Regions from separate parts of the Homo sapiens genome. Here all the other regions are linked to region 1. Evidence: chromatin loops called from intact Hi-C (ENCODE). Cell type or tissue: heart right ventricle. All regions are shown on one strand. Region 1 overlaps OSCP1 (organic solute carrier partner 1). Region 2 holds the start of TRAPPC3 (trafficking protein particle complex subunit 3). Region 3 overlaps STK40 (serine/threonine kinase 40). Region 4 overlaps THRAP3 (thyroid hormone receptor associated protein 3). Region 5 overlaps STK40 (serine/threonine kinase 40). Region 6 overlaps TRAPPC3 (trafficking protein particle complex subunit 3).

The links. Hi-C counts contacts between places; a loop is a spot of excess contacts. Peaks named below come from ENCODE experiments on the same cell type or tissue, not always from the same donor. Only the 100,000 strongest peaks of a DNase experiment are listed, where the experiment ranks them.
Region 2: a loop joins it to region 1, with 2.7 times the contacts of the local background. A loop is called at or near these places in 31 of 110 quality-filtered maps.
Region 3: a loop joins it to region 1, with 3 times the contacts of the local background. A loop is called at or near these places in 99 of 110 quality-filtered maps.
Region 4: a loop joins it to region 1, with 2.3 times the contacts of the local background. A loop is called at or near these places in 20 of 110 quality-filtered maps.
Region 5: a loop joins it to region 1, with 13 times the contacts of the local background. A loop is called at or near these places in 99 of 110 quality-filtered maps.
Region 6: a loop joins it to region 1, with 2.4 times the contacts of the local background. A loop is called at or near these places in 28 of 110 quality-filtered maps.

Annotation. Positions count from the first base shown.
Region 1 is chr1:36,418,863-36,422,862 of GRCh38, reverse strand. OSCP1 (organic solute carrier partner 1) reads left to right here. Exons shown (of 10, transcript NM_145047.5): 6 at 1-95; 7 at 644-713; 8 at 2,248-2,387; 9 at 3,809-3,872. Among named protein-coding and RNA genes, the nearest start is that of SNORA63C, 2.3 kb to the right of the region's middle. RefSeq lists an enhancer at 1,126-1,625. In heart right ventricle, a CTCF peak has its summit at 1,869 (motif pointing right); a DNase peak (open chromatin) is centred at 1,862.
Region 2 is chr1:36,147,416-36,151,415 of GRCh38, reverse strand. TRAPPC3 (trafficking protein particle complex subunit 3) reads left to right here and starts at 1,930. Exons shown (of 5, transcript NM_014408.5): 1 at 1,930-2,079. The coding sequence starts at 2,038. RefSeq lists enhancers at 1,377-2,036, 2,167-2,246, 1,600-2,260. In heart right ventricle, a CTCF peak has its summit at 1,724 (motif pointing left); DNase peaks (open chromatin) are centred at 435, 855 and 1,755; H3K4me3 peaks cover 2,750 bases; H3K27ac peaks cover 2,946 bases.
Region 3 is chr1:36,348,253-36,352,252 of GRCh38, reverse strand. STK40 (serine/threonine kinase 40) reads left to right here. Exons shown (of 11, transcript NM_001282547.2): 7 at 3,438-3,553. Among named protein-coding and RNA genes, the nearest start is that of EVA1B, 27 kb to the right of the region's middle. RefSeq lists an enhancer at 2,697-2,826. In heart right ventricle, no CTCF peak of the experiment used is centred here; DNase peaks (open chromatin) are centred at 1,182 and 2,138; H3K27ac peaks cover 3,256 bases.
Region 4 is chr1:36,297,655-36,301,654 of GRCh38, reverse strand. It overlaps THRAP3 (thyroid hormone receptor associated protein 3), which reads right to left. Exons shown (of 12, transcript NM_005119.4): 10 at 571-769; 11 at 1-102. Among named protein-coding and RNA genes, the nearest start is that of SH3D21, 6.7 kb to the left of the region's middle. In heart right ventricle, a CTCF peak has its summit at 1,591 (motif pointing right); no DNase peak of the experiment used is centred here; H3K27ac peaks cover 1,323 bases.
Region 5 is chr1:36,340,756-36,344,755 of GRCh38, reverse strand. STK40 (serine/threonine kinase 40) reads left to right here. Exons shown (of 11, transcript NM_001282547.2): 8 at 492-636; 9 at 777-896; 10 at 1,308-1,392; 11 at 2,783-4,000. The coding sequence ends at 3,001. Among named protein-coding and RNA genes, the nearest start is that of EVA1B, 19 kb to the right of the region's middle. In heart right ventricle, CTCF peaks have their summits at 1,668 and 1,871 (motif pointing left); a DNase peak (open chromatin) is centred at 1,875; H3K27ac peaks cover 549 bases.
Region 6 is chr1:36,132,955-36,136,954 of GRCh38, reverse strand. It overlaps TRAPPC3 (trafficking protein particle complex subunit 3), which reads left to right. Exons shown (of 5, transcript NM_014408.5): 5 at 1-383. Among named protein-coding and RNA genes, the nearest start is that of COL8A2, 9.7 kb to the right of the region's middle. In heart right ventricle, a CTCF peak has its summit at 2,039 (motif pointing right); a DNase peak (open chromatin) is centred at 2,044; H3K27ac peaks cover 2,511 bases.

The DNA of each region.
Region 1 (4,000 bases):
ATAGAATTCAAGCATGGTGGAAACTATGTCCCTGCACCCAAAGAAGGTTCTTTTGAACTTTATGGAGACCGAGTCCTGAAACTGGGAACTAACATGTAAGCAAATTCTTCTCTGAGTGAATTCAAGTCCAAGGGAGGTCACTTCATTTAAAAAAAAAAAAAGAGAAACAGCCAGACTTCTGCTATGAAAATCCCTGCCGACAATAGGAGTAATTTCCCCTTAGGTACACTGCATACAGAGGCCTGACATTTCAAAGGGCACCCAGGAACGCCAAACATAAGGCAACTCAACAGAATGAAAAGATACATGATGTTCAATAGCCATGCAAGAGAACTAGCCAAAATCTGTGTTGCAGTGGAAATCCAGAAAGACTTATCCGTTCTGTAAAGCTGCATATATTTTCAGTGATGCGTGTTACTCTTCACAAGAGGAGGCATTGCCACCCAGCCTCCCCAGGTGTTTTTCTTTAGGAAGAAGTGAAATGTGAATGGTTAACACACACTCAGTTGCATTCTGTACCCACAGCACCTTTCTGGATGCTATTTAATGTCTCAGAATAAAAGCTACAAACTATGCTTACGAGTTAGAGAGAAGTCCGTGGAAAGGGGCTGGATAATGTCACCATTTTCTGTTGACACACCAGGTACAGCGTGAATCAGCCTGTGGAAACTCATGTGTCTGGATCATCAAAGAACTTAGCCTCATGGACCCAGGTGAGCTTCTGCCTTCCTTGCCTACCCTCACAGCTTCTCTCTAGATACGGAAGTCTACATAAAGAGAGGTGAGAACGCTTTAGATTTCGGATCTAGCCAACATTTCCCCTGTTGTGTGCAATCTTCTCCATTCCACCTTACGAGTACACAGGTTTTAATTGTAGCTTTTCATGGAGACTTCCAGTGATCTCACTAATTAGGTAATTTTAGGCTTGGCTCGGCCACCATAATTAAGAGGAACCACACACCAGGACATATGCAGTAGCGTAGTACCAGTGCCATTAGGTCCGTGATTGCTGACATCAGCACTCGTGTGTATTCTGATCATTAAAACATTTCTTTTTAATGTTTCCCTCTATAGCACCGTGGTAGCTAAGTCAGAGTGGGGGGTTTTAGTTTCTCTGAATTCCATCCTTAGAAGTTTTCGCTGAACTAGCTCCCAGCTAGCTGTAGGAGAGATCACAGAATATTAAATTATTCAGCAAACATTTATTAAACTGCTTCTATGGGCTGGGGACCCAGGGACACGAAGCTGACGTAGATGTGGTCCCATCTTGAAGGGGCCTGTGGTACCCTGGGAAAGACGGTGAAAGAAACAACTCAAATGAGGTGGAGGAAGGGCTGGCTGGGGATCCTGCACAAAGTGCTGTGCCAGAGGAATTCATGTCTGTCCAGTGGACAGGGATCACAGGGATCAAGAAGGCATTTCAGAGGCGGGGATATTGAAGTGGGGCTCTAGAGTAGGTAAACTATGAAACAGCAGAGAGGGAGAAATGGGCACACGGACCAAGGTGACAGAGGGGCAAGAGTGTTCCCGGGAGGAGGATGGCGGTGTCTCCCACGAGGCTTACGTAACGGATCACAGTATCATGGAGGCTTGCTGGCAGAGACTCGCCTGGACAGGACCCTGGGGCCTGACCAGGAAGGGTGGTAAACAATTTGGGCTTTGTTCTTTCGACAGGAGGCAGAGGGCTTTGTTTCAAGCCAGGGAGAAATGAGACAAAAACTGCATTTAGGTAACTGGTGGTGGAGTGAGGGGAGAGGCAGAACAGGGGAGGCCAGGCTACAAGGAAGAGGGGTACAGGATGAGGCAGGATGAGGACTGTGAGAGGAGGGAATGGACTCGAGGGTGTGTTCCCGGCCGTCACCACCTGAGGGCAGTGTGGCAGCGCCTCTGGAAGGAGACTGGACTGAGGCGACTTGTAAATGCTGAGGGAAACCGATTGACAGGAAAGGAAGCCATACACTTCTTCAAGGAGGAAGGTAGTGAGAGGAGAAACGTGGATCCCTGGGGCTTCCACTCTTGCGGAAAGTATGAAAATCTCTGGTTTGCAAAGTTGCTACATTCCCTCTGCTACTGACGTGATTGTTTTTCTTTTGGTTAAGGCTGCTTTCTACACTTTATTTGGACCCAGAAATAATTTAAATAGCAATTGTTCTACCTTATTTTATAATACCTACCTGTGTCTCTGAGGTTTTAGCAGGAAATGTGATTGCCTTCATGTGGCTAAAAATCATGCAACTGTTTCTGCAGGAAAGCATTGCTCCAAACCCTCTTGCTAAAGAAGAGCTGAATTTCTTGGCCAGGCTGATGGGAGGGATGGAGATTAAGAAACCCAGTGGCCCTGAGCCCGGATTCCGGTTGAATCTCTTTACCACCGATGAAGAAGAGGAGTATGTTTTAAACCTGTTTCGTTAAAGACATATAAAAATCCCAAGCATGACAAGAACACAAAATGACTATTACAAACCAGTGGCACTTATAAATATTTGTGTAAATATCACAAATAAAATACCAACAAATTTAATAATCTAAATAGCCCACCAGGATGAAATGGCCTGAATCTTCCAGAGTCATTCAAAAAAAGAGATGGGGCCGGGTGCAGTGGCTCACGCCCGTAGTCCCAGCACTTTGGGAGGCCAAGGCAGGCGGATCACAAGGTCAGGAGGTCGAGGCCATCCTGGCTAACATGGTGAAACCCCGTCTCTACAAAAAAAAAAAAAAAATTAGCTGGGTGTGGTGGCACGCACCTGTAGTCCCAGCTACTCGGGAGGCTGAGGCAGGAAAATCACTTGAACCCGGGAGGCAGAGGTTGCAGTGAGCCAAGACTGCACCATTGCACTCCAGTCTGGGAGACACAGCAAGACTCTGTCTCAAAAAAAAAAAAAAAAGAGACGGTGTGATGGTGCGCACCTGTAGTCCCAGCTACCCACGAGGTTGAGGCAGAAGGATCGTCTGAGCCCAGGAATTTAAGGTTAAGCAAGCTGTGATCATGCCACTGCATTCCAGCCTAGGAGAGAGAGCAACACCCTGTCTCTAAAAAATGATAATAAACAAAACAAAAAAAGAGTTATAATGTTTTACTTATCAGAGAACAGCTGAATAAGCAGTGTTAGAAGCCAGGATGACCAGATTAAGACAGTGTGTTAAGAAACCAGAGTGAGGTTGGAGCTTGATTTCCCTGTATTAGACAGTATAACCCAAAACCAACAGCAATAGTAAATCACCCACGGTGATTTATAGTGCTTTACAGTTTACAGAGCACTTTTGCATGCATTATCTCATGTGATCCTCCTCAAAACCAAGTATTTGGCGTGAGTGTCACCTTTCATTGAACTATTAATAACTTCTTTTGTTTAATTCTGTGTGACAGGTACTATGTAAAGTCCTGGGAATGCAAAGATGTAAGACCTAGAGCCTGTCCTCAGGAAGCTCTCAGCTTAGTGGGAGAGTGAACGTGTACAGATATAAGTTATTTCAGTGCTGTGTCATGAATGCGCTAATTGAGGACAGTGACTGACTTTGCACTGGCAGATTGAAGGAGCTGGCATTTGATCTAGGTCTTGGAGTTTGCCAAGCAGAGGAAGGGAAGAAACATTCTTGGCAGGGCTTATAATGTGCAAAGTCACAGAGAGATAAAAGAACTTGACTTTCTAGGTCGTAGGGTACATTGGTGGGAGATGGGGTAGAAAGTTTAAGAGAAATGGCAGATGAGGCAGAAAAAATAGGTTGCCAACTGATCAAGAGCCAGTTTGCCATGCTGGCAGGGAAAGAACCCTAATGTTGCACCCATTTTCTTTACCATCTCATCCAGACAAGCAGCGCTAACCAGGCCAGAAGAGTTATCCTATGAAGTTATCAACATACAAGCCACCCAGGTACGTACAGGGGATAACACAGGGTCCAATCGTATTCGCTTCCTCATCTTTTTTTTTTTTTCTTGAGACAGGGTCTCGCTCTGTCACCCAGGTGAAGTGCAGTGGCTTGATCTCAGCTTACCGCAACT
Region 2 (4,000 bases), 270 kb after region 1:
TAAACAAAAGAGTGGCTATTTCATAACAGAACAGCCTTTTTAAAAATTATTTTTTATGGAGATGGGGGTCTCACTATGTTGCCCAGGCTGGTCTCAAACTCCTGGGCTAAAGTGTTCCTCCTGCCTTTGCCTCCCAATGTGCTGGGGTTACTGGCATGAGCCACTGTGCTCGGCCTAAGAAGCCTTTAAGAACCTATCTGAGTGAGGAGGGGATCATATAGATCAACCTGAGATGGCCCCCACCCCCACTGTTCATTCAGGACTAATGACACTGCAAGTCCCAAAGAGAAAGAGACGCCAAGAGGAGGAATCCCAGGCAGAGAGAGGCAAAATCTCGGAGGCTGTTGGACAGGCAGGGAAAGGCTCCACCTCCACTCTCTCTAGAACCGCCCTGCTTGACAGCAGGCAGGGTGGGGTTGGGTGGCTGGCTGTGAGTGTGACTCAGGTTTCTGTGGGCAGCCAAGGGCAGCCGGCAGGGAGGAGCCCAGACCGACAGACCGGCTGGCCAACTGCAGCTTTCACCTCAGCTGTCCTCTGTCCTGGGAATGCAGAGGGCTCTTGTCTAGCTGAGCTGGCCCTTGGGGGCTAGTTGACTCCTGCTTTCCTCCCCCAACCCCAACCAACCCTCAAGTTCCTTCCCAGAGCCCTCGGCCCTTGGCTCCCTCCCCTGTGGCATTACACAGGATGGAGAGTGAGGGGTCACTGCCTCTAGGGAGGAAACAGAATGTCTGGGGAAAAGGGTATAATAATGATTGGTCCTGCACCCTGAGGGAGGGACTGGGGGAACCCTGGGCACCAGCTTGCAGCCTCAGCGGCCCCCCAGCCCTCCCTAGCCTGGCTGGCTCGTGTCTGGACAGGCTGGTTGTCATGGTGAGGGCTAGGGGCCAGAATGCAGCTGCTACAGTCAGGCTACCAGGCCTAAGTGAACAGAGAGTGCTCAGGGACCCCCCAGCCCAGCTTCCTCAGAGTTGACCAGCTGAGAGACCGCGGGAGCTGAAACCAAAGAGCTGTGGTCAGGGACTATAGACTTCCCCTTGGTGATGGGTGAGAGTTCAGCCAGCACATTCCCTTCGTGTTTCTGGTGCCTGTTTGTTGGCTTGTTTTTGGAGGGTGGCTGGAAGGGAATACACGTTTCTTTTATGCCTTTTATGCGCCCAAGTGCTGGGCATGCGTGGCTCACCAGTCTTTACAACAACTGAGAGAGATTTAGCAACTTGCCTAAAATGGCAAAGCTGGGATTAGAACTCAGAACTGACGGCCACGACAGTTAGTGATCTTTGTTTTCTGGGAACCAGGCAGTGTAGCTGTTCTAGGGGGAGGGAGGGGGAGAAAGTGACTTGAACTTTACCTAAAAGACTGGATATTCCATCACGAGGCCACAGGTGGTAGAAGGCAGGTGCTGGCATCATTTGGGGTTTGGCAGTCTGAAGAGAAAGACACTAGCGAAATGCTTGGCACATAGTAGGTCATTAAATATTTTTCTAATGAAGAAGCCAATTCTGTGTGAGTCATTGCTAGTTTTCTGGGACATCTTGGGAGCTTCTGGAGCTGAATCGCAACAGCGGAAGACGCTAGCTCGAAAGAGGGACTTTCCAAGACCAACCCCGGCGAGAGAGGAATTTGTGGAGCATCATCTCTGAGCCGGGCGCGGGGGGAGGGGGACAAGGAGGAAGCGTGTGTGTGACCCAGGATTACCGAAGGCTGCGGACGCCACCCAGCGGCCAGGATGCTGCCCAGCGCAAGCTGGGCTCTACCAGGCAGGCGCGCGCGGAGCACTCCGGGAGTTGTAGTTGACTGTGTTAAGAGGCGGTGCTGCCAAAGGGGCTGTTGGGTGTTGTAGTCTGACGTTTGTTGGGCGGGAGTTGCCCACGTCGGCCGGACCACTAGTCCCGTGGTGCCCCGCGGGAGGCCGCGCAGGCGCAGTGAGTCAGTGCCGGTCGGTCTTGTGGGCTGAGGGGCAGCGGCTTAGGCTCCGGCGTCTGCAGGGGTCGCCGAGCTAACCCGTGGCTAGGCGAGTGGGGCGGGGCGGCCGGCACCATGTCGAGGCAGGCGAACCGTGGCACCGAGAGCAAGAAAATGGTAACTTGGAGCGCGTGACCTCGGCGGGCGGGGCGAAATTGAGGCGTACAGGGAAGGGGCCCGGCGCCGAGCGCGAGGTGCGTTTGGAAAAGGGCCTTCCTGTGAGCTCTGGCAAGGGGAAGCCTCTTGCTGGGTCACTCCGGGGGCGTTCCAGGCAGGTGAGGGGACCGTCGGAGAAGTTCCCCGGAGGAGACCCCGCCCCCAAGGCCTGAGTGCAGCTCTGTGCTAAGCCAACAACAACGACGGTAATAAATACCAATAACTGCCACTTAACTTCTCTCTTACTATGTGTTGGGCACCGGGCCACGCACGTTACAGCATCTCAGTTAATCTGCAGAGTAGCCCCTATCAGATGGATAACATTGCCGTTTTACAGCTTGGAGAGCTTACGTAATTTGCCCATATTTACACCTGGGAAGTTAGGATTTGGACCCGTGTTTAACTCCAAAGCTAATGCTAGGAGCTGACTGTTAGGCTTTACTCTTAGGCTACAGTGTCTCGTACTGTGGCGTGGGTATTGTGAGAGATGTTCAGATACTGGTCGTGCCAGAAAGGAACGTTTTATTCAATGGAATAAGAGATGGGCCAGAGTAAGCAGTGAGTGGTGCCCCTCTAATGGAGTGGGTGGCTCCCTTCTTTCCCAGGGAATAGTTTGGACACCATATGGTCCTATAAAGTTGGACTAGGGGCTGGGGCTGCAGACTTAGGTCATTTTTCTTTCGTTCTTCCCTCCCTCCCCCCGCCCCCAGACGAAATCTCTGTCACCCGGGGTGGAGTGCAGTGGCACTAACTTGGCTCACTGCAACCTCTGCCTCCCAGGTTCAAGCAGTTCTTCTGCCTCAGCCTCCCGAGTAGCTGGGATTACAGGTGTCCACCACCACGCCTGGCTGATTTTTGTATTTTTAGTAGAGATGGGGTTTCACCATGTTGGCCAGGCTGGTCTCGAACTCCTGACCTCAGGTGATCCGCCTGTCTCGGCCTCCCAAAGTGCTGGGATTACAGGCGTGAGCCACTGCGCCTGACCAATTTTTGTATTTTTAGTAGAGACGGGGTTTCACCATGTTGGCCAGCCTGGTCTCGAACTCGTGGCCTTAAGTGATCTGCCTGTTCAGGCTCCCAAAGTGCTGGGATTACAGGGGTGAGCCACCACACCCGGCCAAAAGACGAGAATATTTTGTTAGGAAACAATGTCAGGTAAGGGGAAACACATGGACCTTGGTTGGAATTCTGACTTACTTGATTGATCTTCAATTTCTTTATCTATAAAATGGGGATAGTAATGTCTACCTAATATTAAATGGGATGGTGTAAAATGTGAGGGGCATGGTAAATGTTTCTTTCTCCTTTTCCTATGAGATGAGTAGAGGTCTTCCTGGTTAGTTTTTGTACTTTGCTCTCATTTTATCCATTTTTTAAGCCTGAAATCAATATTGAAATCTTTAACAAAAATCTGCAGACTCTACCCCCAGCCCCCAGTATTCTTCGTTTCAGTGAAGTAAGGTAATTAGGGAGGGGCAGCAGCATACTCCTGCCCTCAAGGCTCTTGGAACTCCCTTCTTCTAGATAGTCACTTAGCCCACTCCTGCCTTCATTCATAGTTACTCAAATGTCACCTCCTTTGAGAGGCCTTCCCTCCTGATTACCTGCCTAATTCTCTAACCTCTAACTCTATGCTGGTTGTCTTCATAGCACTGTCTATTTAATTTTAAATGATATACCCAGGCTGGAGTGTAGTGGCATGATTGAGGCTCATCCAGCCTGACCTCCCGAGTTCAAGCAGTCCTCCCGCCTCAGCCTCCCAAGTAGCTGGTACTATAGGTGTGCACCACCATGCCTGGCTAATTTTTTTTTTTTTTTGTAGAGCTAGGGGTCTCCCTGTGTTGCCCAGGTTGGTCTCGAGGTCTCGAACTCCTGGGCTCAA
Region 3 (4,000 bases), 71 kb after region 1:
GAGAACAGGACCCATGGGCTCACATCTCTGGAGATGAGGCCTGCTGCATGTTGAGTGGCCAACGAGGACACCCCTGGTGAGGGCCCAGCGGTCCCCCAGCCATAGCTCTGCATCATGAGAGGAGGTGGTGGGGAGCCCCGAGCAAACCAGCCCTGGGCTGTGGAGAGCCAGTTGTCATAAAGTTGGGAAATTGGGTCCTGCCCCTTCCCCTGGCCCTCTCTGGGGCCTTGGGCCAGTCCCATCCTGCTGTGGACTACAGGCTTACTGTTCACAAAGAGAGAGCATATTTTTTGGGCACCTAAATCCATCTGGCTGCAGAGCCCATGTGCCCTCCAGCTGGACTAGAGAGCTCCCAGACCTTCCACAGCAGCCATTCATTGGCTGTAAATGAACATCCCAGGGTTGTCATGGGAACTTGCCGGGCTCATGCCTGCTAACCACACCAGCACTCCTGGCCCTTTGTGTCACTGGGGGATTTGCTTCCAACTCTCACTTCCCCAGGGCCCCTTGGTCCTGGGAGTGTAGTCGAGGGGTCGCACCTCCCTGCATACGCCGGCGTGGCTGTAGCAGCTCTGCTGTGAGTGTGAGTGCGTGCTCCTCAGGGTGCAGAATGCCAATGCCTCACTCATACCCAGTGTCCTGGTTGTACTTCCTGAATCTGATAAATCCCCCTTTTTGTGTCTCAGGGCAGACAGAGGTTCTGGCTGCCTTTTACTTGAGTCATGGGCGCTCCAGAGTGGCAGGGTAGTGTGGTGCAGAGAGACTCACTGCTCCGTGTGTGTCCTCTGGCACACCCTCCGCTCTGGGGCCCCACTCTCACCTCGTTCAGTTGACCTGAAGGAGCTCCAGCCCACTCCAGCCCCTTCCCACCCATCATGCCAGGCTATAACTCCACTGGAGCAGTAGGCGGACCAGCTGGAGGCCTTCTCAGCAGAGCAGAGAGCTCTCAAGGAGCAGACAGGGGGAGGTGTTGGCAAGGCAGCTGCAACAACAAGTTCACCCCGCTTTGGATTTTAAAAGGATCGAAATTCGAAATCCTCTTCTGGGGTTATGTGAGGTGCTGTGGGGTCTTTTTCCTTCCTCCTTTCTTTTTGGTAGGCAAGCAACATACCAAGTTCCTAGAAAAGGAGAAAAACACTGTGGCAGCCCAGAGGGCCATAGCTAAAGCGTGACTCACTCAGAGCCGATCCTACTGACACACGTCCCCTCCCTCCGTCCCACTCTGCCATTGCCCCCTCCTGTCAGGACCAGACTAGGGGGTCTGGGACTCCCGGGGAGCCATGCACCCCCCACTTGGGTGGTGGTGGCAGGGCAGGGGAGTGTTGCCAAACCTCAGGAGGACTTGGAGCTGCCCGTGCCACTTCCTGTGGAGAGACTCCAGTGCGCCTGCCGCTCAGCCCTGCAGAGCCTCAGCTGTGCCTGCCCGTGCCCTGGCAGAGGGTGGGAAAGTCCCACCAGCAGTGTTGAGTTGAAAGCTCAGCCACACTGGCATGTGCTCTCCGGGGCCTGTTGTCACACCATGGCACCTCTCCCCTACCGCCTCCAAGACAGAGTCTTTTCCTACCAGGTGTGCCAACCATCGGAGATGAGAGGACACCAGCTTCTACTATTTGCCAGGCATTGGGCTAAGTGCCCTCCATGAGATTATCTTATCTTGCTGAATCCTAACCCAGTTCTGGAGTTTGGTGCTGGGATTTCACTGTTGTACGCATGAGGAAATTGAGGTTTAGCAAGAGATTCACAGAGCAAGGAAGTGGCAGAGCCAGGACTAGGAACCTGGCTCCCAAACCCACCGTACTTTCTCCTGAGCTGTCCTCCTCTCAGCGTCTTGAGCCTCAGAGACCCACAGGATGCATTTGCAGCTTCCGCGGCCATCTCTGACCAGGGGAGAAAACCCACAGTGCCTCTGCTCTGTGGGAACCTTCTGGACAAGAGGCCCGAGCAGCCCCATATTCAGGGCAGCGGCACTGGAGCTTCAGAGCTAGAGCAGCCCACTCCTTGACGTGCAAGTGACCCTTTGCAGTGACCCTTCACCTGTGCGATCAGGCTCTAGCCGCCTGCGGGCCACCAGTCAGACTCCTATGGCAGCTGACAGGGCGGACCTGTATAGGCGCTGGAGTTGGCGTTTCCGTGGGGAATCCAGAGGACGGGCTGGCCTTTGTTTTGCATCGAGCCCTTTGCCAGCAGAATTCCCCGAGATCACCGAGGGCTCTCAGAGCCGCCTGGATGCGGCTCCCGGGGAAATCCGCCAGCAGCCACACATGCCCTCTGCCTCTGAGAGCTGATTGTAGGGAGAGGCAGCCCAAGGCCCCCATGGAGCTCTCCTTCCTGTTGTCCTCCCAGCTTCTCCCCCTAGCTTCTCCACCCAGCCAGCCGACACAGGAGCAGGGCAGTTGGGTAGAGAGGCATCCTTCCTCACTGCCTGCCCCAGTGGGCCAGGAAACCTTTCCCAGGCCTCTTAGACAGGGCCTGCCCACCCTCCCAGCCCCCAGTGTGGTGTAAGGTGTAAGGGTCCTCTCGGGGCACTTCCTTTTGTCCACATGTGAGTTTTCTCCAAAGGATCAGAGCCCAAAGCTGCCCTGCCCCACGCCTTTCAGAGGGAGGGTCTGTGATGTTCTAGCCAGGGCAGAGTCACAAGTACGAGGTAAGGGATGAGTCAGCTTTGATGGAACAGAAGGAAAAGTCATTCGGGGCCTGGGGCCCTGCCCAGGGACACATCTGGGCATGAGGCAGCTGTCAGTTGTGTGTGCAGCTCTGGGGCCCTGCAGACCTGGTCTTGGATCCTGCTCTTCTGCTCACCAGCTGCATGACCTTGGCCAAGTCCTTTCACTTCCCTGTGCCTTTGTTGTATCATCTGAAACAGGACCGTGAGAAAATCCCCCTCATTGGCCACTGTCAGTTTCTTCCTCTGCAGTGGTTGTGGGGCCAAGTGAGAACTGACATATTCCGTGGTTCGGAGGTGGCTCGGGGCCAGCCCTTGGGTCACCTTCCAAGGTGGAGTCACTCACCTCTGCTGGACTTCCTTTTCCTCATGTGTGAATGAGGAAATTGAACTAAATCTCAGGTCACTCCCAGTCTAGAATATTACGTGAGGCTGTTTTTGAGAAATCTCTGAAAGTTGTTCTAAGCCCTAAGCTGTACCCCGAGATTCAGCCCGGGCAGCAGGTCCAGGGATGGCCTGTGCAACACTCAGATACCTGGGAGAGAAGCCGATCCCTGCTGGGACAGCTCGGCTGGTGGCCAGAAAAGTCTGGGGCCTGATTCCTCTGCTCTGCTCCCTGGAGAGGGGGTCGGGGCAGCTGCTTCACCCTCTGACGAGAAGCCTACCTCCTACTGTTCAGGATTGGGTGTTGGCCCAGTGAGGTGTGTCCTGCCTGCGTGTCTTGTGCCTGTTGCTATAGACACTGAGGTTTGTTCACTCTGTCTCCCACTCCTAGGACACATCGGATAACCATCACCAACTTCTGCCTCGGGAAGCATCTGGTGAGCGAGGGGGACCTGCTGAAGGACCAGAGAGGGAGCCCTGCCTACATCAGTCCCGACGTGCTCAGCGGTACGTGTGTGTGCCAGACATTGGGCCTCTAAGCTCAATACAGCCAGGCTCTGTGACAGTCCACTCAGCAAATTTGTGGGCAGGCCCTGGGCAAGGTGCTGGGGCTTCACTGGGGGCCCAGACCAGTACTGTCCCTCCCCATACAAAATGTTTGGTCTGTTGGAGGTGGAAGACGTAATGATAACATGAATGCATGTTTAATTCCTCTGAGGTTAGTGCTAGGGAGGAACGGGATTGCTGTGAGAGTGGATGAAGGGTGCTTGGAGGACTTTCCCCACAAGGTGTGACAGTTGAGCTATGATCTTAAGGGAAACTAGGAATTCCCTGGGTATGTGTGACTAGGCTGAGGCTGAGGGTCCCAGAGGCAGCACAGCACGTTGGAGCAATTGCAGGCTGCTCAGAAAGTGAGCCTGGTTCAAGGGGAAGCCAGAGAGGTGCGCAGGGGCC
Region 4 (4,000 bases), 120 kb after region 1:
CTCCTCTTCCCGGTTTCTTTTTTGAAAATCGTTGTTGCTGTTGTTGTTATTGTTCCCAGAGTAGTTGCCTCTGCCCCAGCCTCTTCCTCTGGCTCGAAACTGCTATTGCAATAAATGAGGGAAAAAGAACAAAGGATCATGCCAGGAATGGGGAACAAACCCCCCTGCTTTTTGTTCAAACATTTTTCTGGTGTGGAATAGACAGCTGTCTTCCAGTCATATGCTGGTCAGCTGGTTTCCAGCCATTCCCTTTCTGCTCATCTCAAGTCTGCAGCCTACACAGAGGACAAACCTGCCCCAAGGGCCTCCCTATAAACAGCAGTAGTCAAGGTTAAGTGGGGGAAGTTCTGAGACCAGAAGCCATAAGAGGCTTTCTAGCTAAGTGATTATGAACAGAAAAGTAACAAAAAATGGAAAGGCCAGGAAATGTGGGAAGGAGAACCAAAGATTCCAGGGTCTTTGGATTGGATTACTTATGTCAAAGGCAACAAAACTGGTATTCTGATGAAACGTGATCAAAGCTGGTAGGAGCAAGGGTCTCAGAGAAAGGGGGAGAGGGGAAGGTCTTACAAAGGTTCCTCGAGCTCTGCCACCTCCTCTTTCACTTGGACCCACAAAGTCTTTGGTCCCCAGTCTTGATTTGTCAAAGCCCGTGGTGCTCTCCTCTCTTTCCTCTGTCTCTTCAGTGTACTCTTCTGCTTTGTAGGAGTGAGATGACTGGGAGGAAGAGGAGGAGGATCTGGACCTGTCTCTTGCTCTCCGATGCTTCCTGTGAAAAGAGAAGAGCCAGGGTGATCAATCATCTTTCTAAGGGACACTGCTTGGCTGGGGCCTCATGGATAAGCACAGGGCAATCAAAAGTATGCCTGTGATGGAAGAAACTGATGATGAGTAACCTTATAAAGCCAGCTCACCCCCAACCTACCCACCCAAGATACTTCCTCTCAATTCTGTCAGTCATGTTCAGTGACACATCTATGTCTGAGTCTGTGATAAACATATGACATACATAGAAGCAGGAACAAAACACAGTCCATGGCCTCCAGGAGCTCAGTCTAAGATACAGGCATGAATTAATAAGGGAGAAGGAAATTAACACTATATTGAGAGCTCCAAAGTATCTGGTACTGGGCCAGATAAATAGCTTTGTATATTATCATCTGTTAGTGCGTTCTATTACTTTTATTTCTTACAGGAATGCTACCTGTCTTACAGGGTTCTCTAAATAAACACTGTGTTTAAACACTTTACACCAACATAGCTGGCATGCAGTAAAGGACAATACAACTCAGTATTATTTCCCTCATTTTACAGGTAGGAGGCTCAGGTGAGAGAAGCGAGCAGAGTCTGGATTCTAACCTAGCTCTGACTAATTATACCACGACTCCACATATTACCTCCCACTGAGCTCAAACAGGTTGTGTGACTAAGCCTAGGATCTGGCGCAACTCTCCCAGAGTTATTTCCCTTCCCTTTCCTTCATCTAGGGGAAATTACAGACTAGGGCAAATTAGCTTAATACGATGAGTCATTATCTATGTACTAAAGTCAGTACCAGCCCTGCCATGTGATAGTGGAGGTTACTGAATACCTCTAGGGGGCAGCAAGGCCAGGATCCCAGGAGTGGAGGAGTAGCAGAGCCAGCCAAATGTCAGTAACCTATCATTGTCCTTCCCTCCCTCAGTCTTCCATTATGAAAGGCATCATGCTCCCTGCTCCTCACCCACACACACTTATTCATACAAAGGGGAAATCTAAGTTACTGTGATAGGATTCATGTAACTTCAACTCTGACCCCACTAAACATCCGTGCTATTTCAAGAGGTTTTCAAAAATAAGAGTCTCTGGCCGGGCGTAGTGGCTCTCTCCTGTAATCCCAGCACTTTGGGAGGCCAAGGCGGCTGGATCACTTGAGGTCAGGAGTTCGAGACCAGCCTGGCCAACATGGCGAAACCCCATCTCTACTAAAAATACAAAAATTAGCTGGGTGTGGTGGAAAGCATCTGTAATCCCAGCTACCCAGCTACTCAGGAGGCTGAGACAGGAGAATCACTTGAACCCAGGAGGCAGAGGTTGCAGTGAGCCGAGATCATATCATTGCACTCCAGCCTGGGTGACAGAGCGAGACTCTACCTCAAAAACAAAACAAAACAAAAAAAAAAGACTCTCAAAAGGCCTCAAATTTGAGTCTTTGCATTGTCTTTTTTTGTTGTTGTTGAGATGGAGTCTCACTCTGTCGCCAGGCTGGAGTGCAGTCGTGCGATCTCGGCTCACTGCAACCTCCACCTCCTGGGTTTAAACGATTCTCCCGCCTCAGCCTCCTGAGCAGTGGGGATTACAGGCACCCACCACCATGCCCGGCTAATTTTTGTATTTTTAGTAGAGACAGGGTTTCACCATGTTGGCCAGGATGGTCTCAATCTTCTGACCTCATGCTCCACCCACCTCAGCCTCCCAAAGTGCTGGGATTACAGGCGTGAGCCACCGCATCCGGCCAGCATTGTCTCTTATTAGCTGTGTCACCTGGGTAAGTCATTCTTCAGTTATATAAAAAAAGTTCTGGCTGGGCACAGTGGCTCATGCCTGTAATCCCAGCACTTCAGAGGGCCAAGGCAGGCAGATTGCTTGAGCCCAGGAGTTCTAGACCATCCTGGGCAACATGGCAAAACCTCAACTCTACAAGAAATACAAAATTAGCCAGGCATGATGGTGTACACCTGTAGTCCCAGCTGACTGTGAGGCTGAGATGGGTAGATCACTTGAGCCCAGGAGGTCAAAGCCACAGTAGGCCAGTGATTGCATCACTGCGCTCCAGCCTGGGCGACACAGCAAGACCCTGTCTCAAAACGGGCCAGGTGTGGTAGCTCATGCCTGTAATCCCATGCTTTGGGAGGCCAAGGAGGTGGGTGGGAATCACTTGAGGCCAAGAGTTCAAGACCAGCATGGGAAACATAGCAAGCCCTCGTCTCTACAAAAAATTTTTAAAAATTAGCCGGGCATCATGGTGCATACCTGTACTCCTAGCTCAGCCTAGTTGGAAGGCTGAAGCAGGAGGATCACTTGAACCCAGGAGTTCAAGGATGCCGTGAGCTATGATCGTGCCACTGCACTCCAGCCTGGGTGACAGAGCAAGATCGTCCAAAAAAATAAAAAATAAAAATAAATAAATCACAGAATACCGGGGTTTGCAGGGGACTTGTTCAAAGTCACATCGCAAGTCAGAGGTAGGCATGTGTTCCAGGGAGAGGAAATCAGAGTTAGTAATTCAGACTCAACTCTGAAATGCTTGAGGGGTTCATGTTCCACTTCTAAGTGGCGGCCCAGGCACTACTGTACTACCACTTCCATTCCCTGCTGAGGATTCGCAGGTTCTTTATCTATGGGCGGCCCCAAAAGCTGCCAAGGCTCCTAATGCATAAGTAACACATTGGAATGGGAGACAAAGTATAACAAAAGATCCGTGTTTGAGGTCAGCTGATACTTGTGATTTTTTTTTTTTTTTTTTTTTGAGATGAAGTCTCACTCTGTCGCCTAGGCTGGAATGCAGTGCTGAGAACTCGGCTCAGTGCAACCTCCTCCTCCCAGGTTCAAGCGATTCTCCTGCCTTAGCCTCCCGAGTAGCTGGGATTACAGGCGCACGCCACCATGCCCGGCTAATTTTTTTTTTTTTTCAGTAGAGACAGGGTTTCACGATATTGGCCAGGCTGGTCTTGAACTCCTGACCACGTGATCTTCCTGCCTCGGCCTCCCAAAGTGCTGGGATTACAGGCATGAGCCACTACACCCGGCCAATACTTGTGATCGTAAGGCACATTATTCTAAGCTTGGCTTATCTTTCAAATGGGCAAAATGGATATCACACCAACTGTTCAATTTATCTCAAGGGGTTATGAAAAACTGATATAAAAACGCGGCCAGGCATGGTGGCTCATGCCTGTAATCCTAGCACTTTGGGAGGCCGAGGTGGGTGAATCATGAGGTCGGGAGTTCAAGACCAGAC
Region 5 (4,000 bases), 78 kb after region 1:
GGAGGCACCTGCACCTGAGAACTTCCCTTCTAGAGGGGAGACGGGGAGTCACAAGTAGACAAAGGAGGGGACCTGCAAGTAGTCATCCGGGCTGTGAAGGAGGCAGGTGGGGTGTGGGGACGGTGACAGGAGGAGCGGCCAGCTCATCTGGAGCCAGCTAGTTATCTGCTGTGCCAGTGTTCTTGACCCCCTGCTTGTGAGCTGCTGTGCTGGGTGCTGGGGCTGCAGACCCATGCCTGGCTCCCAGGGGCTCGCCATCTGGCCGGGCGGGGCAGGTGCTGTGAGCAGGTGCTGAGTGAGCCCTCTCCTTGGGGCAGGAGAGGTGCATCCTGAGGAACAGGGGAGCGGGGAGCACGGGCAGGAGCTCAGAGGACGACTCTGGGGGGACTGGAAGTGAGGGTGGCAGGTGGAGGGTCCCAGGTGGGATTCCAGGCTGGTGAGCCACGGTGGTGCTGTGGCCTGAAGACAGTGTGGTATGTGTGTGCCCGTAGGCCGGCCGTACCGTGGCAAGCCCAGTGACATGTGGGCCCTGGGCGTGGTGCTCTTCACCATGCTGTATGGCCAGTTCCCCTTCTACGACAGCATCCCGCAGGAGCTCTTCCGCAAGATCAAGGCTGCCGAGTATACCATTCCTGAGTGAGTCCTGCCTCCCGGGGGGTGGGGGGGGCAGCCAGCCTGATGGGCTTAAGGCAGGGAAACGGCACAGTGAGCCTGGGCATCCTGGCCACAGACCCAGCACCACCCACTGAGCCCTCCTCCCCAACTCCCTGCCTCAGGGATGGACGGGTTTCTGAGAACACCGTGTGTCTCATCCGGAAGCTGCTGGTCCTTGACCCCCAGCAGCGCCTGGCCGCCGCCGACGTCCTGGAGGCCCTCAGTGCCATCATTGCATCATGGTAAGTGGACAGGCACTTGACCGGGCACAAGGCTGCGTCCTCAGGGCCTCTGCCCATCCTACCCAGAAAAGCAGCCAGTAGTCAGCCTGCTTCTCTGCCAGTTAGAGTCAGATTTCCAGATTCTCTGCATGGACAAGATTGGGAGGGCATAGGCAGAACTGAAGGTTGAGCAACTATGGGCTGCCATAGTTACCCAGGCCCTGCCAGCGGGGCATGGGCATTGCCTCACTGAGTTCTCACCACCACCTGTAAGGGAGAAATTGTCCCCCTTTATGGGATAAGAAAACTGAGGCTCAGAGAAGCAGTCTCTCATGGCAGGAACACAACCCAGGTGTGTCTGACTCCAGTTAAGTCTGGGATCAATGGACCTGGTCTCTCTGGGGCCAGCCTGACCTGTCTGCCTCCCTGCAGGCAGTCCCTGTCATCTCTGAGTGGGCCTTTGCAAGTGGTTCCTGACATTGATGACCAAATGAGCAATGCGGATAGCTCCCAGGAGGTGAGTTGGGGAGGGCAGATGGGCCATTACCCAGCCCCAAGGGACAGGCTTCTGGGGGCAGGCAGGGCAAGGGCAGAGGTGGCAGCTACCCGCAGGCCACAGAGTTTCCTTGGTCTTCTTCCCCAGCCTTGGGGTGGGAAAGGGAGACTTCAGTCCTCAGCCTGAGCTGCCTGGGGCCTGCCTTGGGCTTGGTGTAGCTGGAGATCTTTGGCCAGAGAGACCTGTGAGACAGCCGAGCTGGAGCCAGTGCCCAAGTGGCCCAGGCCAGCCCTCTCAGCTTCCTCCTGCTGCCCAAGTCACATTTCTCTGCCCCCTGACTCAGAGTTCTCTCTCACCCTTCCTGCTTTTCATTTTTCAGATGATTCATTTCTCCCTATTTCTTTCCTCCCCATTCCCTGCACTGGAGAAAGTGTTGGGCCTAGGGTGGGGGCAGAGACTTGGGCACCAGGCAGCAGAGGGCAGGTGATCTTAGGGTGCCCCCTGGAGGGCAGGGCTTGGCCGAGCAACAGCATTGCTGGGCCCTGGATATTGGAAGGACCTTCCCTCCCTGGCCCACCTTGGAGCTCCACAGTGAGCAGTGTGCAGGTAGGACCAGGAGGGGCCGTGCCTGGGAGAGCCTCCCAGAGCCTCCTGGCCCCCGAGGAAAGAGAGTTCCAATCCCTACCCACCTCCAGCTTCCACCCTTTAGCTGTTTGGCTAAAATCATCATCACTAGCCCGCAGTGAGTGCCTACCCCGAGGGCACCTCATTCAGCCCTCACTGCGGGCCTGCGTGGCCTGTGTTCTTAGCCCCATGTTACAGAAGAGGAAACAGGGTTAGAGAGGACTTTCCCAAAGCCACACAGCTTAGAAGTAGTGGAGCTAAGCCTTGAACCCAAGTCTCATCCGGAAGCCCTGCTGTCTCCTGTGGTGACTGGCACGGGGACACCACTTCAGCTTCTGTTACCATCTGCCTAGACCATCCCAGGGAGCTCAGCATGGGGCCCTGCGTATGTGGCTCCTCCAGGTGCTGCGCCCCCAGCCCAGGGCTTGCTCGTACCTCTTGACGTGCATTAGCCGCCTCAGGGCTCAGAGAACCTTTGCGAGGGGCCAGACAGCTAAGGCTTCTGAGGTAAAGTGACCTCTCACGCAGCCAGTGAGTTAGGAAGCATGAGTCTGCGTCAGTCCCGGGTCCGCAGGGCGGCCTGCAAGGGGAGTTGAGGTTGGCTGGAGGGGGTCAGGGACCCACCCTCAGCGCCACTCCCACCCCCGGCCTTGAGGCCTGAGGGTGTGGTGCCTGGAAGGGTGACTGCAGGAGCCAGGCTGCCAGCACTCTTGCCTGCCCTCCTGTCTGCTGCGCTGCCTTCATCTGGGTTTATCTTTGTCTCCTTCCCACCCTCCCCGCCTCAAAGGCGAAGGTGACGGAGGAGTGCTCCCAGTACGAGTTTGAGAACTACATGCGTCAGCAGCTGCTGCTGGCCGAGGAGAAGAGCTCCATCCATGACGCCCGGAGCTGGGTACCCAAGCGGCAGTTCGGCAGCGCACCACCGGTGCGACGGCTGGGCCACGACGCACAGCCCATGACCTCCTTGGACACGGCCATCCTGGCGCAGCGCTACCTGCGGAAATAACAGCCTCAGCCGGGGCCACCAGCACTGCTGCCACTTCTTCCAGCCCCAGCCAAAGGCGTGGCTGTCAGGGCTGGGCCCTGTAGTGCTGGACTCTCCCGGGCCACAATAGGGACAGGGCAGGGACAGGGACAGCCCAGGTCACACGTGGGGTCAGCAGAGGTACCACGAAGCTACCTTTTGGGATGATTGCTCGATTGTTTGGTTTTTAAATCTGAGAAGCCTAGATAACTAATCTGCTTTTAATCACGATGTTTTAATCTACCTCTGTCTCTTTAACCATGCTGTCTCTGGACTGAGCAAGAGGGAGGAGGGAGCCTGCTCACCCCACTCCAGGGCCTTCCCCAGCGGCCACCAACTGACCTGGGGCGCTGCTCCCCACAGTCCAAATAAGCTGAAAGTGCAGCTCGCTGCAGGCCCCAGAGCGAGCTTCCCCTCCTCCCTGCTCTCCCAGGCCCCTGCCACAGCCTCTTTCCGTCCCTCTCTTTCTGATCCAGGCCCCTCAGTCCAAGCTTTGGAAAACCTTCACCTCATCTTAAACCGAACTCAAATATATTTATTTTTTTACCATACCAACTTCTCTCCCATCTCTAGGTGGCTCAGTCCATGGCCACTCCCTGCCCCCAGCCTGGCTGGACAGCAAGGAATCCACAGCCCACACGTGAGCTCCCTCCTCACCCCCAGGCAGGGAAGCCCCTCCTGCCAGTCCCTGTCCCCTTTCAGCCCACCAGTCCCTCTCTGCTGCCGGTGATGGGAGGCCTTTCTAGACCTGGCTCTTTCTCTCCCGTCTCAGTGGCTTCTCTGAGGTGCTGTACACGCGCGTTAACCTGTTCCCTTCTCTATCCTTCCCCGTGGTACTGAGCTCACGTGGACTCCCAGTGCGAAGGGGCCCATGGGTTGGGCTGCAGGCCTGGCCGTGAGCGGGGGCTGCCTGCACGCTCCCCTAGCCTACTCTTGTGTTTAGGGGATGGTGGGAACATATCCCAGTGCCCTTGCCTCATA
Region 6 (4,000 bases), 290 kb after region 1:
TTGGACTAGAAAGAGCTCAAACCATTTTACATTCCTGTTTGAATTTTTCCAAAGCAAAACTCACTTTGACCCCATTAAGAGGCAAGCCTGGCACATCTATCCCTGGGCCTTTAGAAAGCCATTTGCCTCAAATGGCTATAGGGTTGTGGGGTGGAGGGAGGAAGGGCTGGGAGGGAGTGGGGAGGAATTGCTAGCTGTAGTGTGACACATTGTAGTGTTTGCCAGGAAAGGAGCCAGTCATGCCGGAAACACTGACTTCTGGGAAGCCACCCAGGTCTCATTCCTCCCTGCTGTTGGAGGCAACATCTCCTCTTTTTACAGAGGGTACATCCTTTTTTCTTACAAATTCTTCAATAAAGACACATTCTTGAGTGAAATCCCAATCATGTCCTGTTTTCTTTCTGCTTATCCCCAGGTGTTTTGTTACAATGGTGTGAGGAGACCAGGTAGGTTCATGGGCCCTGTCTTTCTTTGACTTGGTTTAGCAGTGGCTTCTCTCCACAGACGAGAGTGTCTGGGAAACCTGGGAGCCAGTATAAGCAACTGAAGCCCCTTCAGAGTCGCTTTTGGCTCTAGTGTGTGCAGCAAAATCTAGAAGCAGACCATTATTCCAGACATACCTAAAATGAACTATCCTGGGCACTTGGCCACCAAGTTGGAAGGTCTGGCTAGAAAGGCCATATAAACCCTGTTGTTGGGGTGCTATTTGTTGAGTGCTTACCACTTGAAAGACACTACTGAACACTTTGCATGCATTGGCCAGCTCACAAGAATTCCATTTTTAGAGTGGAGGCCATAAGTTGCCCAGGTCATATGGTGAGTAAGTGGAAAAGTTAGGGTTCAAAGCTGGGCCAAAGGGCAAAACCCATGCTCTTAATGAAGATTCTTTTACTGCCTGGTTAACACTATGGGGGAAAAAGGGAACAGGCCACAGCTCCCTCTCCCAGGCTTAGAGAGCTTGGGATAGATCTTAAAAGGAGGAAGCAGAGATTGTGTCAGGCTGTATTTGGTAGCACTGCTTGGGGATAGCCTAAGGCCCTGAGGTCTAGACACTCAGGTTGTTGGAGGGAAATGGGGTCCCAGGCCTTCCCTAAAGTATGTGTGCAGGCCTGAGATGGGGGGAGCCAGTTTTAGATGCATTGTGCTTGAGATGTGTTTTGGTTGTGCAAGGGTAGGACCAGGGTTTTGAGACACCACTGAGAAGGGCAGTTTGCAAGGACTTACCGGCTCTAGCTGGATTAGGCCACCAAAGAGGGATGGTCAGTTTCGTGTCCCCAAATATAGGAACATCCTCTGAGCCTCTTTATGTCCCCCTCCATATTATAATTTGGGGTCCCAGGGCAGTGATTCAATTTTGGTTAACTGTGTCCTTAGCACTTAGTGTGGGTCTCAGTCCAGTCACACCAGAGTCTGAATGAATGAATAAGGGAATGAATGTTGGGGCCCAGATGTGGAAAGCTTTATGTAGTGTCTGAACCCTGCCAAAAAAAGCTACACCGCCCTTTCCCTTCTCCAGGGGGACCCTCGGCCCTTCCTCTCCTCCGGGTACCACAGCCTACTTTTGAGCAGCGGTTTGTATGTCGTGACGTTTTGGATATTTCCTTTCCCAATGTTAAACTTGGGCAACATTACAGGATTAGGGAACTGTGGAAACAAAGCTCCCTTAGTGACTTTTCCCAGTTACAGCCCCACGATTGGGGCTGAGGGAAAGAAAGAGCTGGGGACTGCAGAAGTATTTGGAACATGCAATCCCCAGGAAACTAACTTCCTGGTCCCCACCCATGTCATTGATTGGTTGTAGATTACACATTCCTCTCTTACTATGACTGTGAGGCTGAGACAGCCCCCTAAGCTAGGCCATTCCCTCCCAACAAGATGGGGCAGGTGAGCCTGGCTATATGGGAGAGGCTGACTAACAAGAATTTTTGGGTAGTCTGACTCATGGCAGAGTTCTGGAGATGGAGGGTTGATGCTGGTGGCCTTTGGGCCTGGGGCTGGCTGGGTGGAGCTCTAAGGAAAGGTCTCGGTCTTCAGCCTTTGGCCACCAGGGGTCTCCAAATCACCACTGTACTGTCCCAGAGAGTGACCACCGGACCCCTGGTTTTCAGAATTTGCTAGAAGATGCACCTGATGGAGCAAATCTTAGAGGCTGACCGGAGGCTGAGAGTGCTCCCCCTCCTCCAGCCACCCCTACAGGACCTGAAAGCAAAGCTTACATATAGCTGCCAGGCTAAGCGCCTGCCTGCTGGAGCCAGAACATTAGAAGAGAGCGTTGGCCAAGGATGTCTGGCCGCATACATACTTCAAACTCCCATGCTGGCCTCCTGAGTTGTGTACAAGCTACCTCTGAGCCCTCCCCTAATCAACCCCCCTTACTTCCTGAGTGGAGGCCAGAGCACCAGCCCCATTCCCCTGATGTAACACTGTCCCTTTCTGCCCCAGACCTCCAACACCAGTGAAATTTCCATATTCAGGTTTCACCTTCTCCTAGGGGGTTGGCCTCCCCTACATTTGTACTGGGCATCCAAGGCCAAGAAGCGGGTGGCAACAGAAGCCTCAGGAGCAGAAATTGCATTCAGTAAAATTAAAATAGTCTCCTAACAAGTAGTTCATTGTGGCTAGTAGGTGGTGGGGGTGCAGGAAAAATGCCCTCCCAGAGCTTAAGTGCTACCATGTGCTGTGTTTTGGAAGCCAAAGGGCCGGTGGGAGGGTAGGAGAGAGGAGGGGAGGCTGGTGGCAGGCAAGGAGCTGCTGTTACTGATCCCCAGCCTTTGATGTAGGGCCAGGCCTGACCCCAGGACAGCCGCCGGCCACTGCCAGGGGAGCGGTGGGACTCACTGCATTCCTGGGGGCAATTTACACTCTGGCAGGGGGAGAGAGGAAAATTTCTACTGTGGGAAGGGGGAGTGGGGGGAGGGAGGCCGCTGCAGCAGAGGTTGGGGGAGAGGGTGTTGTAAAGAACAATGGAGGTAGCCAGGACACAGAGTAGCACTCTCCTGCTTTGCCCTGGCTCCCTCACCCACCTTGGGTCCAGGCCTCCTCCAGGAAGCCATCTCTGATGGAACCCAGAGCTGGTGAGGAGCTCACATGGGCTGGCTCAGGTACAGCCCAGGGGATGCAGAGAAGCAGTTGCTCTTTCCTCTTGGCTCTGGGAGCCTGGACTGTCAACCATGAGGGCATCTATGACTGAGCTAGGCTAGAGGAGGGGTGGGAGGGTGGTGCGCATGGGCAGGAGGACATTTGCCAGTGAATGTGGATGAATGTTAGTCATAGCAATAGCTAATCTTTATTGCAGAGTGGCCATGTGCCAGCGCTAGTCATGTGATATGCCAGTACTTCACATGTATTTCTCATTTAGCCTTCACCACAGCCCTACTACTATCTGCAGATGAGGAGACTAAGGAGCACAGCTAGTAACACCGTGGATTCAGCACTTGAACCCAGATAGTCAGGACTTGAACACAAAGCTCTTATCCAGTACATTACACATTATGTATGTATGTTTTTGTGTTTCAGTGTCTGCCTGTTTCCTGATGTTCCTTAGGGACTGTGTCTGTGTGTGAATTCTTTTTTTTTTTTTTTTTTTGAGACAGAGTCTCGCTCTGTCACCCATGCTGCTGAAGTGCTGTGGTGCCGCAATCTCGGCTCACTGCAACCTCCGCCTCCCAGGTTCAAGCGATTCTCCTGCCTCAGCTTCCTAAGTAGGTGGAACTACAGGCGTATGCCACCACGCCAAGCTAATTTTTGTGTTTTGTTTTGTTTTTTGAGATGGAGTCTTGCTCTGTTGCCCAGGCTGGAGTGCAGTGGCACGATCTCGGCTCACTGCACACTCCGCCTCCCGGGTTCAAGCGATTCTTCTGTGTCAGCCTCCTGAGTAGTTGGGACTACAGGCATGCATCACCATGCCTGGCTAATTTTTGTATTTTTAGTAGAGATGGGGGTTTCACCATATTGGCCAGGCCAGGCCAGGTCTCGAACTTCTGAACTCATGATCTGTTTG